2 separate regions of the Homo sapiens genome follow, and region 1 is linked to region 2. A link is a contact called in ENCODE Hi-C or POLR2A ChIA-PET data. All regions are on one chromosome and are shown on one strand. Each heading gives the region's core, a stretch centred on a gene start or an enhancer-like site at or near the end of the contact. The rest is flanking DNA. Distances are from core to core; before and after follow the strand shown.

Region 1 (5,560 bases), core at 2,831-5,330, 140 kb before region 2:
ACTCGTATTCAACATACTATTAGAAGTTCTGGCCACGGCAATCAGGCAAGAGAAAAAAATATAGTGTATTCAAATAGGAAGAGAGGAAGTCAAATTGTCTCTGTTTTCAGATGACATGATTGTATATTTGGAAAACCCCATCATCTCAGCCCAAAATCTCCTTAAGCTGATAAGCAACTTCAGCAAAGTCTCAAGATACAAAATCAACTGCAAAAATCACAAGCATTCCTACACACCAATAATTGACAAAGAGTCAAATCATGAGTGAACTCCCATTCACAATTGCTACAAAGAGAATAAAATACCTGGGAATACAACTTACAAGGGATGTGAAAGACCTCTTCGAGGAGAACTACAAACCACTGCTCAGCGAAATAGGACACAAACAAATAGAAAAACATTCCATGCTCATGGATACAAAGAATCAGTATTGTGAAAACGGCCATACTGCCCAAAGTAATTTATAGATTCAATGCTATGCCCATCAAGCTACCACTGACTTTCTTCACAGAATTAGAAAAAACTACTTCAAATTTCATATGGAACCAAAAAAGAGCCCGTATGGCCAAGACAATCCTAAGCAAAAAGAACAAAGCTGTAGGCATCACACTACCTGACTTCAAACTATACTACAAGGCTACAGTAACCAAAACAGCACGGTACTGGTACCAAAACAGATATAGAGACCAACGGAACAGAACAGAGGCCTCAGAAATAATGCCAGACATCTACAACCATCTGATCTTTGACAAACTGGACAAAAACAAGGAATGGGAAAAGGATTCCCTATTTAATAAATGGTGTTAGGAAAACTGGATAGCCATATGCATAAAACTGAAACTGGACCCCTTCCTTACACCTCATACAAAAATTAACTCAAGAGGGGTTAAACATAAGACCTAAAACCATAAAAATCCTAGAAGAAAACCTAGGCAATACCATTCAGGACATAGGCATGGGCAAAGACTTCATGACTAAAACACCAAAAGCAATGGCAACAAAAGCCAAAACTGACAAATGGGATCTAATTAAACTAAAGAGCTTCTGCACACCAGAAGAAACTATCATCAGAATGAAAAGGGAATCTACAGAATGGGAGAAAATTTTTGCAATCTATCCATCTGACAAAGGGCTCATATCCACGATCTACAAGGAACTTAAACAAGTTTACAAGAAAAAAACAATGCCATCAAAAAGCAGACGAAGGATATAAACAGACACTTCTCAAAAGAAGACATTTATGTAGCCAACAAACATGAAAAAAAAGCTCATCATCACTGGTCATTAGAGAAATGCAAATCAAAACCACAATGAGATACCATCTCACACCAGTTACAGTGGCGATCATTAAAAAGCGAGGAAACAACAGAAGCTGGAGAGGATGTGGAGAAATAGGAACACTTTTACACTGTTGGTGGGAGTGTAAATTAGTTCAACCATTGTGGAAGGCAGTGTGGCGATTCCTCAAGAATCTAAAACCAGAAATACCATTTGACCCAGCAATCCCGTTACTGGGTATATAACCAAAGGATTATAAACATTCTATGATAAAGACACATGCACACATATGTGTACTGCACCACTATGCACAATACGAAAGAGTTGGAAACAACTCAAATGCCCAGCAATGATAGACTGGACAAAGAAAATGTGGCACATATACACCATGGAATACTATGCAATCATAAAAAAGGATGAGTTCATGTCCTTTGCAGGGATATGGATGAAGCTGGAAACCATCATTCTCAGCAAACTAACACAGGAACAGAAAACCAAACACTGCATGTTCTCACTCATAAGTGGGGATTGAACAATTAGAACACATGGACACAGGGAAGGGGACATCACACACCAGGGCCTGTCAGGGGTGTGGGGCTAGGGGAAGGATAGCATCAGGAGAAATACCTAATGTAGATGATGGGTGCCACCCATACATGTGCCACCACCACGGCACGTGTATACCTATGTAACAAACCTGCACGTTCTGTACATGTATCCCAAAACTTAAAGTATAATTAATTTAAAAAAAAGAGAGAGAGAGACAAAAGTCTCTTAAAAATAATATTCAGGGCCGGGCGCAGTGGCTCACACCTGTAATGACAGCACTTTGGGAGGCCAAGGCGGGCGGATCACGAGTTCAAGACATTGAGACCGTCCTGGCCAACATGGTGAAACCCCATCTCTACTAAAAATACAAAAATTAGCTGGGCATGGTGGTGCATGCCTGTAGTCCCAGCTACTCGGGAGGCTGAGGCAGGAGAATTGCTTGAACCCAGGAGGCGGAGATTGCAGTGAGCTGAGATCGTGCCACTGCACTCCAGCCTGGCGACAGAGCAAGACTTCATCTCAAAAATAATAATAATAATAATAATAATAATAATAATAATAATAATAATAATATGCATGCTGGCTTTCCCACTAACTGATCCAAATTAGTGAATTCTTTTGTGAATGTCTGGTCACTCCATGTGGACAGAAACCTCCCTGGGAGAAGGACCAATGCCCTCCAGCCCAGAGTTCTGTGGGTTGCCCCTCGGTCCTGCTGTCTCCTCTCATCACAGCTGCTGGATGGGACCACGGCAGGACATCTTCGGGGTCAGCCTCGTTTTGGCAGAGGGGCCCCGGTGTGTCTTAGTATGGCGCGCAGACTCTTGTGAGTGGCCACCACTAGTCCTCCACATCGTCATTTACACACGTCTCCCTCCTAGCCAGGGCCACTCACAAGTGTGCCTAACTTTGCAATTTCTTTTTTTTTGAGATGCCCAGGCTAGAGTGCAATGGCACGATCTCGGCTCACCGCAACCTCCGCCCCCCGGGTTCAAGCGATTCTCCTGACTCAGCCTTCCCGAGTAGCTGGGATTACAGGCATGCGCCACTACACCTGGCTAATTTTGTATTTGTATGTATTTATGTATTTATTTTGAGACAGAGTCTCACTCTGTCGCCCAGGCTGGAGTGCCGTGGTGCAATCTCGGCTCACTGAAAGCCCTGCCTTCCACGTTCACGCCATTCTCCTGCCTCAGCCTCCCAAGTAGCTGGGACTACAGGTGCCTGCCACCACATCCGGCTAATTTTTTTTCTATTTTCCTAGAGACGGCGTTTCATCGTATTAGCCAGGATGGTCTCGATCTCCTGACCTCGTGATCCGCCCGCCTCGGCCTCCCAAAGTGCTGGGATTATAGGCGTGAGCCACCATGCCCAGCCTAATTTTGTATTTTTGGTAGAGATGGGGTTTCTCCATGTTGGTCAGGTTGGTCTCGAACTCCCGACCTCAGGTCATCCGCCCTCCTTGGCCTCCCAAAGTGCTGGATTAAAGGCATGAACCACTGTGCCCGGCCAGCAATTTCTTCCATTCTGGCCTGAGTGACTAGGTTGGAAATGAGTACTGGATAAAGTTCTGGTTTGTCTTTGATGCATGTGACTATTCTTATCACCACCCACAGCCAGCACCTGGACCACAAAGAAGCTCCCAGAGCACTTTCACCTTCTGGAGTGGCCGTGCCCAGGACCACAAGCACTCACCTTCAGAGCCCTTCTGCTTCCTCTCCACCTCCCTGCGGTACTCCTCCAGCTCACGGTCTGTGAGTGTGGTGAAGGGGTTGGGGCCCGTGGTGCTCACAATGACGTGGGGCTGGTACTCCTTTTCAATGATGGCCTTGGAGGCCGTCACCAGCTCTCCCTGTGGATGAAAGGCACATCTGGTCTGCAGGAGCCCGGCCCGATGGGGACTCTCCCTCCTCCCAGGCAGGCTGCAGGCAGGGCGGGGGCAGGAGGCTTTCCAGGAGCAGAGACCCCTGAGACTGCACTGCCATGGGCCCGAGGCCTAGGCTGAGCTGCAGCCTTCAGTGGTATATAATGGAAACACAGGTCAGTGCCACGATGAACAGATATTAACCACAAAAGAAATCCTACAGAGCCTTCCAGGTTTCAGAAGCAAAAGCCCAATGCAGACCCAAGAGCACAGAGCACCTCAGGGAGGGTGCCCACTCCTCACTGTGGAGCAGAAGGGGAAGAGGCCCTTTCCTGTTACTGTTTAAAAGTCAGTAAGTTTTCCTCATGACATCAGAAACTGTCACGAGGTACAGCACTCAGCGTAAGGCATGCTCAGAGCTTTGCTCATATTCTAAGAGCACAGGTAAGTTCTGTTCTTTTGACTGTGGTTAGTTTGTAACTAGTTCCTGGAGCTTATCCCAAAACATTCCGAGATGACAACATGCCCCAAGACACCAGTGTTTAGCTGAGGAATTTGGAAAACTCTGAAAATTTGTACCAAAGAAAAAAAGAAGAAAGCGAAGCACCAAGGCGGCTCACAGACCACACCAATCTTAAAGCAGGAGGTGGAGCCTGCAGGCCAGCACAGTGGGCTGGGTGGGCATCAGGGGGTGCGGTCCACTCACAGCCACCTGCCCCAGCACAGCGCTGTGCCCACAGTGCAGCCTGATTGGGTCAGGGGCAGGAAAATGTCCCCTAATTCCCTGGAGCTCACTTCTTTTTTTTTTTTTTTGAGACGGAGTCTCGCACTGTCACCCAGGCTGGAGTGTAGTGGCGCAATCTCGGCTCGCTGCAAGCTCCACCTCCCAGGTTCACTCCATTCTCCTGCCTCAGCCTCCCGAGTAGCTGGGACTACAGGCGCCCGCCACCACGCCCGGCTACCCTGGAGCTCACTTCTAAGACAGTTATCCAGCACTTACACACATGCACATGACTGACAGCTTCCAAAACCAAATAGAAACAGGAGAAACCACAATTCTTTGGATGCCAGGCCTGGTCCTTCAGTGCTGCTCTCAGTGCGGAGTGAACACCAGAGATGGAGAGCGTCCTAGCTGGGCTGACTCGGGAAATTCAACTCACACAGGCCGACCGCTCCTCAAGCAGAGACAGGGGAACTTGGACTGACTGGGATGGGCTGAGGGGTTACCACCTAGCATGCTGCGTACCCAGTGCTGACCAGTGACACAGAGCTCCGAGAGGGACAGATGGGCTGCTGGAACAGGCAACCTTTGCCCGGGAGCCTGGAGACTCTCGACAGTCAACAAGTCAAAGGGAACCCTCTTCTGAACCAGGTCTGACTCGAGGCCCATTGGCTTTTCGTTAAGAAGTTGCCCTGCCTCACCAAGACAGGAAGCTGAGTCCTGTCTGCCATGTCTTAGCGCTGTGGCCCGAGCCAAGTCTTTCCCTGACCAGAGGCCTGCCTCACTATCTGAAGGAGGAGCTGCTGGGCTGGCCACTGCTAAGAGCCCTCACATGATGGCACTCTAGAGATGGTATCCCAGCAACAGCAGTTTGGCTGGCTGCACCTGCATCCTGATATCACTGCCAATGAAATGAGAAGGTGATACAAGAGAAATGCTTAAGTTCATTTAAATCAAGTGGTTAAAATTAGTAAAGGAATCAAATATCAAGAATCAACTATCAGGCCAGGCATGGTGGCTCACACCTGTAATCCCAGCACTTTGGGAAGCTGAGGCGGGTGGATCACCTGAGGTCAGGAGTTCAAGACCACCCTGGCCAACACAGCGAAAACCTGTCTCTACTAAAAATACAAAAAAAATTAACCAGG
Region 2 (6,292 bases), core at 893-3,392:
TAGACCTTGGGCTTCCTGGACTCCAGAACTGGAAGAAACAAATCTGTTCTAGCCTGGTGCGGTGGCTCACGCCTGTAATCCCAGCACTTTGGGAGGCCGAGGCGGGCGGATCACGAGGTCAGGAGATCGAGACCATCCTGGTTAACACAGTGAAACCCCGTCTCTACTAAAAATACAAAAAATTAGCTGGGTGGGGTGGCAGGCGCCTGTACTCCCAGCTACATGGGAGACTGAGGCAGGAGACTCGCTTGAACCCAGGAGGCGGAGGTTGCAATGAGCCGAGATCCCGCCACCACACTCCAGCCTGGCAGCAGAGGAAGACTCCATCTCAAAAAAAAAAAAAAAAAAAAGAAAAGAAAGAAATCTGTTCTATAAATGACCCAGTCTTGAGTATTCTGTTACAGCACCACAAAATAGACTAAGACAATGTTCTACTTCACTAGTAATTAAATAAATACAAATGAGCATTTTTGCTCATTGAAGATAAAACTTAGTGTCACCACCATCTATAATGGCAGGTAAAAGCAGCATTTTATTACTACACATTAACGTGTGTGCTTATTATAAGATCAGTCGGGCCAGGTGCAGTGGCTCACGCCTGTAATCCCAGCACTTTGGGAGGTCGAGGTGGGTGGATCACCTGAGGTCAGGAGTTCGAGATCAGCGTGGCCAACATGGGGAAACCACGTCTCTACTAAAAATACAAAAATTAGCTGGGTGTGGTGGCAGGTACTTGTAATCCCAGCTACTCGGGAGGCTGAGGCAGGAGAATCCCTTGAGCCAGGGAGGCGGAGGTTGCAGTGAGCCGAGATCATGCCACTGCACTCCAGCCTGAGCGACAGAGCAAGATTCCATCTCAAAACAAAAGATCAGTCATTGAGAATCCCCCAGTGGCACACTCTACCTGGCCCGGTGTTAGCAGGATAGGGGTGTGCTGTCATACAGCCCCCACTGCAGCATGACGGGAGCCCCCAGCAGCAACCCTGCTCCCTCCCTGCATTCTCCAGTGCAGGAGGCTGCTGAGAGGTGCTCCCTTGCCGGTATGCACAGACCTGAATTGGTAAAATGCTCTTTTCCCTGTCAATACCACACTTGGGGGGGTGCAGGTGGCCCTGTGACAACAGGGACATGCTCTAGTACTACACAGAAATCTGTCGATCCCGAGGCACAAGTTCAAATCCCGCTGACTTACCAACAAGGGAAAACGGTATGTAAGTCATGAGTGTGTTTCGAATTTAGTTTTTACTTTTCATCAGAGTTATACATGCACATTTTCTTTTTTCTTCTTCTTTTTTTTTTTTAAGACAGACAGAGTCTCACTTTGCTACCCAGGCTAGAGTGTAGTGGCACAGTCATAGCTGACTGCCACCTCAAATTCCTGGGCTTAAGCGATCCTCCCACCTCAGCCTCTCAAGTGGCTGGGACTACAGGTGTGTACCACCACGCTCAGCAGATTTTTTTGTAGAGGTGGGGTCTTGCCATCTTGCCCAGGCATGTCTCGAACTCCTGGGCTCAAGCAATCCTCCCGTCTTGGCTTCCCAGAGTGCTGGGATTACAGGCATGAGCCACCACACCCAGCCACATGCACATAATTTAAACAGCTACATAGTTTTACAAGGCTGCTTACAAAATACAGCAGTCCCCTGTACTCACATCTCTGGAGGCAACTGCCTTCAACTTGCAGCTCATTCTTTTGGTTTCATCTTCATATCCCTGAAAAGCACACTTAAATTGCTACTTCCTGACCTCCAGTATCACTATATCATCTTTGATTTAGGTCAAGAGTCACAGTTGACATTGTGAGGGGACAGCATGAACTCTTTCATACCTGAGCTATGTAATGGGCCATCATAACTTTTCCTTCCCTGCTTAACTTCTTGTTTCCTCTGGAGTTAATAAATGCTGTCTTTCTAATTTTGCTTACTTTTTTTTATTACTAATTCAACTCCAAATTCTGCCAAATGTCCCAGTCTCCCCCAAAGCATTTCAGTATGTCAGATATTCTGCCAACTCAAAGTAGACTCTGTTTTGTGAGCTGGGGGCATAGCCTTCACCCTGGGGCCTCCCTTCACCAGCATTCTTTCGCCCTTCTGTCTTATGTAGGATCCCGCTTCCTGGATCCCACCACTTCCTCTTTCTTGGTTTACTCTCTCTTTGACAGAGCATACCCTGGAGTCACTTCCTGAGAAAGGGGCCAGGGATGTACATTTTTTGAAGGCTTATCATTCTGAAATTCTCTCTTCTACCCTCACTCATGATGAATAGTTTGGCTAAGTATAAAAATTGAGGTTAGAAATCATCCAACTTCAGAATTTTGAGAGCTTTCATTCATTGACTTCAACCATCTAGTTGTGTTGTTGCGAAGTCAGAAGCCATTCTGATCCTGGCCAGTTGTACAGGACCTACTGCTTTTCTGTTTTTGAGACGGAGTTTCACTTTTGTCTCCCAGGCTGGAGTACAACGGGGCGATCTCAGCTCACCGCAACCTCCACCTCCCAGGTTCAAGCGATTCTCCTGCCTCAGCGTCCCAGGTAGCTGGGATTATAGGCGCCCACCACCATGCCTGGCTAATTTTTTGTATTTTTAGTAGAGACAGAGTTTCGCCATGTTAGCCAGGCTGGTCTCGAACTCCTGGCCTCAAGTGATCTGCCCGCCTAGGCCTCCCAAAGTTCTGGGATTACAAGCGTGAGCCACCACTGCTGGCCAGGACCTGTTGTTTCTCTCTGGATATTTACAGGATCTTCTCTTTGTCTCCCATGTTCTGAAACTCCCTTTGATGTGCCTTAAGTACACATCTGCTTTCATTCTTGGTTCTAAGCACTCAACAGGTCCTTTCAATCCAGAAACTTGAGTTTAATTTCTTTTTTTTTTTTCTTTTTTCTGAGATAGAGTCTCCCTCTGTTGCCCAGGCTGAAGTGCACTGAGATGATCTCGGCTCACTGCAACCTCTGCCTCCCAGGTTCAAGCAATTCTCCCACCTCGACCTCCTGAGTAGCTGGGATTACCACCATGTCTGGCTAATTTTTGTATTTTTAGTAGAGACGGGGTTTCACCACGTTGGCCAGGCTGGTCTCAAACTCCTGACCTCAGGTGATCCGCCCGCCTCGGCCTCCCAAAGTACTGGGATTACAGGCGTGAGCCACTGTGCCTGGCTGAGTTTAATTTCTGTGAAATGTTTTTGGATTGTTTCTTTGATGATTTTCTCCCCTCCTTGTTCTCCCTATCTAGACATATTATGTAGATGTTAAGTGTCCCAGACTGGTCCTTCAATTCCTTTTTTTCTCTCATTTTCAACTTTTTTCTTTTTCAACTTTTTTTTTTTTTTTTTTTTTTTTGAGACAGGATCTTGCTATGTTGCACAGGCTGGTCTCGAACTTCTGGACTCAAGTGATCCTCCCACCCTGGTCTCCTGAGTAGCTTGGACGACAGGCATGCACCACTGCAAGGGCTTTATTTTCAACTTTTTGCTCTAATTTCTATAAAATTTCCTCAATCTTATCTTCCAACTCTTCTACTGAGTTTTCAATTTCCATGATCCTATTTTTAATTTCCAAGTGCTCTTTATATTCTCCAAATGTTCTTTCTTTATGGCACCTAGTTCTTTTTTCATAAATACAAAATTTTATCTTTCCTTCTTGAATATATTAATGACAGTTTTTTCCAAGCTGTCTTCTCGCAGAACAGTCTCTGTTTCCTTCCAGTTGTCCTTTTTCTGTTTGTTTTGTCTCTCTCTTCCACATCAGAGGAATCTCTCAGATGTCTGGTCATCCCGGCTGGCTTCTCAGGCTGGAGAGTAGGGACTGGTAAGCAGTGACCTGGCAGGAAACCGCCCGTGTGATCTGCCGATCAGGTTCCCTGGACACCCTGTGACACCCTGCATAGAGGGGAGAGGTCTGGCTGCCGGCGTTCTGAGCACTGCGGGTGGGTGGATGGGACGGCGCTGGGGTCTTGGCATCATGTAAATGTGCATCACATCCTCCCACCTTCAGCATGAAACCTCAGCCCCGCTGAGCCTGATATTCCCCCGCATCCAGAGACCCTCCGTCTGCTCCACGCCAGGGAAGAAGCCACTGGTGTCTGGCCTGGCGGGGGAAGCCCAGAAGCCCAGCTGTGGGTGGAGGCTGTGGGGGGAGGGGATCTGGTTCCCTGCCCGTTTCTAGCCATCCTGCTTATGTTCAGCTCCCCTTCACCCACACTCCTACATGGAGCCACACATTCCTGAGCCTTTGGTGGGGAATATGAGGGCCTGGGTCTGGGGGCATGGGGAGCCCTGCCCTCTATCCTGGGGACCACCAAGGCTGCAGTTGGTCCTTCCTTCTGAGCCCCAGTTTCTCAGCTGTTCAGTGAGGACTACATTTTTCCCTGGGCTCTTCCCACCTGAAGGGACTTTTCAACTTGGGGAGGAGCCTGCCGGGAGCTGCCAGGTATGTAACTCGCCCCCAAGAGCATCTCTCCTGGGGTTCGTCTTCCTCGGCAGTTTCTGTCTTCAAAAACCTCTTTGTTATAAGTAACTCTTTACCATCAAACATCTTAATTTGCAGACTGCGCTGTAGCCATCACCCAACACCGGAGTTGAGTGGTAACACCTTGGCTATCAGCAGACGCCTCAGATGGCACCTGAACCCTCACTGGCAGCTGAGATGAAGGCTCCGTGGGGATGAAATACAGACACCCCGCTCGGTGTGTGGAGGGGCTGGGGTTGAACAGGAAGGAGGCCAGAAGACGGCTTCTGGGAGGAGGAAAATGGCTCTGACAAGGAATGGGAGCCACCAAAGACCCAAGAGCCACCCTCACCTCCTAGCCCAGGGGCTGTGCAGCTCAGGGCTCTACTGGGCATCACCCTCATAGGTGGCATCACCTCTACCGTACGGGCACATCACCCTCATCCAGATGAGGTGGCCTGGGAGCAGCAGAGAGCATGGCACACGCCAGCTATCATGGGTGTTTGCTACAAATGTCTTTAATACACGACAAAAGTAAGCTGTGGCTAATTTTCATTGAACAGACGCAAACATCAAGGCTACAGAGAGGAAAGATCTGTGAAGGCCACCAGAGCCTGCAGGCCACACGCCAGGCCCTCCCACTCCGGGGCTGTGCAGGCTTCTTGCTGTGCTCGTCTGTCCTCAGCTGCCGTGTGCCACACCCACCCATCACTGGAGTTTGTCAGAGACGCCAGGCCGACAAGTGCCCCTGGGTTGTCACTCCTCCCACGTCCTTGGGATGCTGGCTGGGACAGCCCTGCTCTGCTGACCCCTCACTCCTAAGGGGCTCGCGGAAGAGGCCGAGGGTCTGAGAGCTGGCTCCTTGGCCCAAGGCAGGGCTGTCCAAATCCTAAGGTCCCTCTGCTCCCATAGGAAGGCTTCCAGAAGCCTCTCTCTGGGGCCAGGGCATCTGGGAAGATGTCCCGGCCCTAACTATGATTGGGAAATGGGGCAAGATGGAGAAAAATGGCGTTTGTGAAAGGGCTCCCGGGGATATAGTCTGTATCACAGGCAGACAGGGGCCTGCAGGACTGGGCTAGGGGGCTGGCTGGGGGAAGGCAGCAGGTGGGGCAGCCACACCTCCACTGGGCTGCTCCCCCAGAGCTGGTCTGAAGACAGGCAAGGGGTATGGCTGTGACCAACCCTCTCCTGGCACCCCACCCCCAGCAACCCCTGATATTGGGGTCACAGCTCAGCCTCTTCCACTTACTCACGCATGCATACCACATATATTTACTGAGCAGCTAAACATTCATTCATGCATGCATCATACATTCATTCATTTATTCCACAGTCACCTGAGGGCCCTCCCCTGTGCAGCACTGTGCCAGACCCTGGGGGTGCTGAAACCAATCAGGTCACTGCTTACGATGTCCCAAGCTCTCTCAAATGCCCCATCCCCAGCCTCAGCCTTCCTGCCCCAGATGAGGGCAGATCCATCCTCCCCACTGCTCAGGCCAAGGTCTTCAGGTCCTCTTTGATTTTCCCTAACCCTACCTCACCCCAGTCTGTATGAGTTTCCTGTGGTTGCAGGAAAAAATTATTTCAAACTCAGTGGCTTAAAACAACACAGAGTTATTCTCTGATACTTCCGGAGGTCAGAAGTCTGAGACAGGGGTCTCCCTGAGCTAAAGTCAAGGTGTTGGCAGGGCCACATTCTTTCTGGGGCTCTAGGGGAGAATCCATTCTTGGCTGTTTCCACCTCCTAGAGGCCACCGGCATTCCCTGGCTCGTGGCCCCTTCCTCCAGGCTCAAAGTCAGCAACACTGGGTCAAATCCTTCTCACACTGCGTTACTCTGGCCTTCTCTTC

Evidence for each region. Hi-C counts contacts between places; a loop is a spot of excess contacts on that map. ChIA-PET counts read pairs that join two places held with the same protein, here RNA polymerase II (POLR2A). Pooled maps may share reads with other maps.
Region 1: a loop to region 2 is called in a map of heart right ventricle, with 2.5 times the contacts of the local background. The contact joins two enhancer-like sites. A Hi-C loop is called at or near these places in 10 of 168 maps with a recorded cell type or tissue (CD8-positive, alpha-beta T cell, GM11168, GM13976 and 6 more) and 9 of 50 pooled maps. POLR2A ChIA-PET finds 5 or more read pairs at or near these places in 4 of 52 experiments (AG04449, H1, MCF 10A and 1 more).

Annotation. Positions count from the first base shown.
Region 1 is chr4:2,913,003-2,918,562 of GRCh38, reverse strand. It overlaps ADD1 (adducin 1), which reads right to left. Exons shown (of 16, transcript NM_001354761.2): 14 at 3,523-3,679. Among named protein-coding and RNA genes, the nearest start is that of SLC75A1, 19 kb to the left of the region's middle. RefSeq lists an enhancer at 3,807-3,876. Within about 2 kb of position 4,080, at least 5 of the 41 ENCODE cell types and tissues checked have a DNase peak (open chromatin) inside an H3K27ac peak, as active enhancers do.
Region 2 is chr4:2,766,786-2,773,077 of GRCh38, reverse strand. All of the region lies in intron 2 of LOC102723763 (a long non-coding RNA gene), which reads right to left. Among named protein-coding and RNA genes, the nearest start is that of TNIP2, 14 kb to the right of the region's middle. RefSeq lists an enhancer at 1,689-1,738. Within about 2 kb of position 2,142, at least 3 of the 41 ENCODE cell types and tissues checked have a DNase peak (open chromatin) inside an H3K27ac peak, as active enhancers do.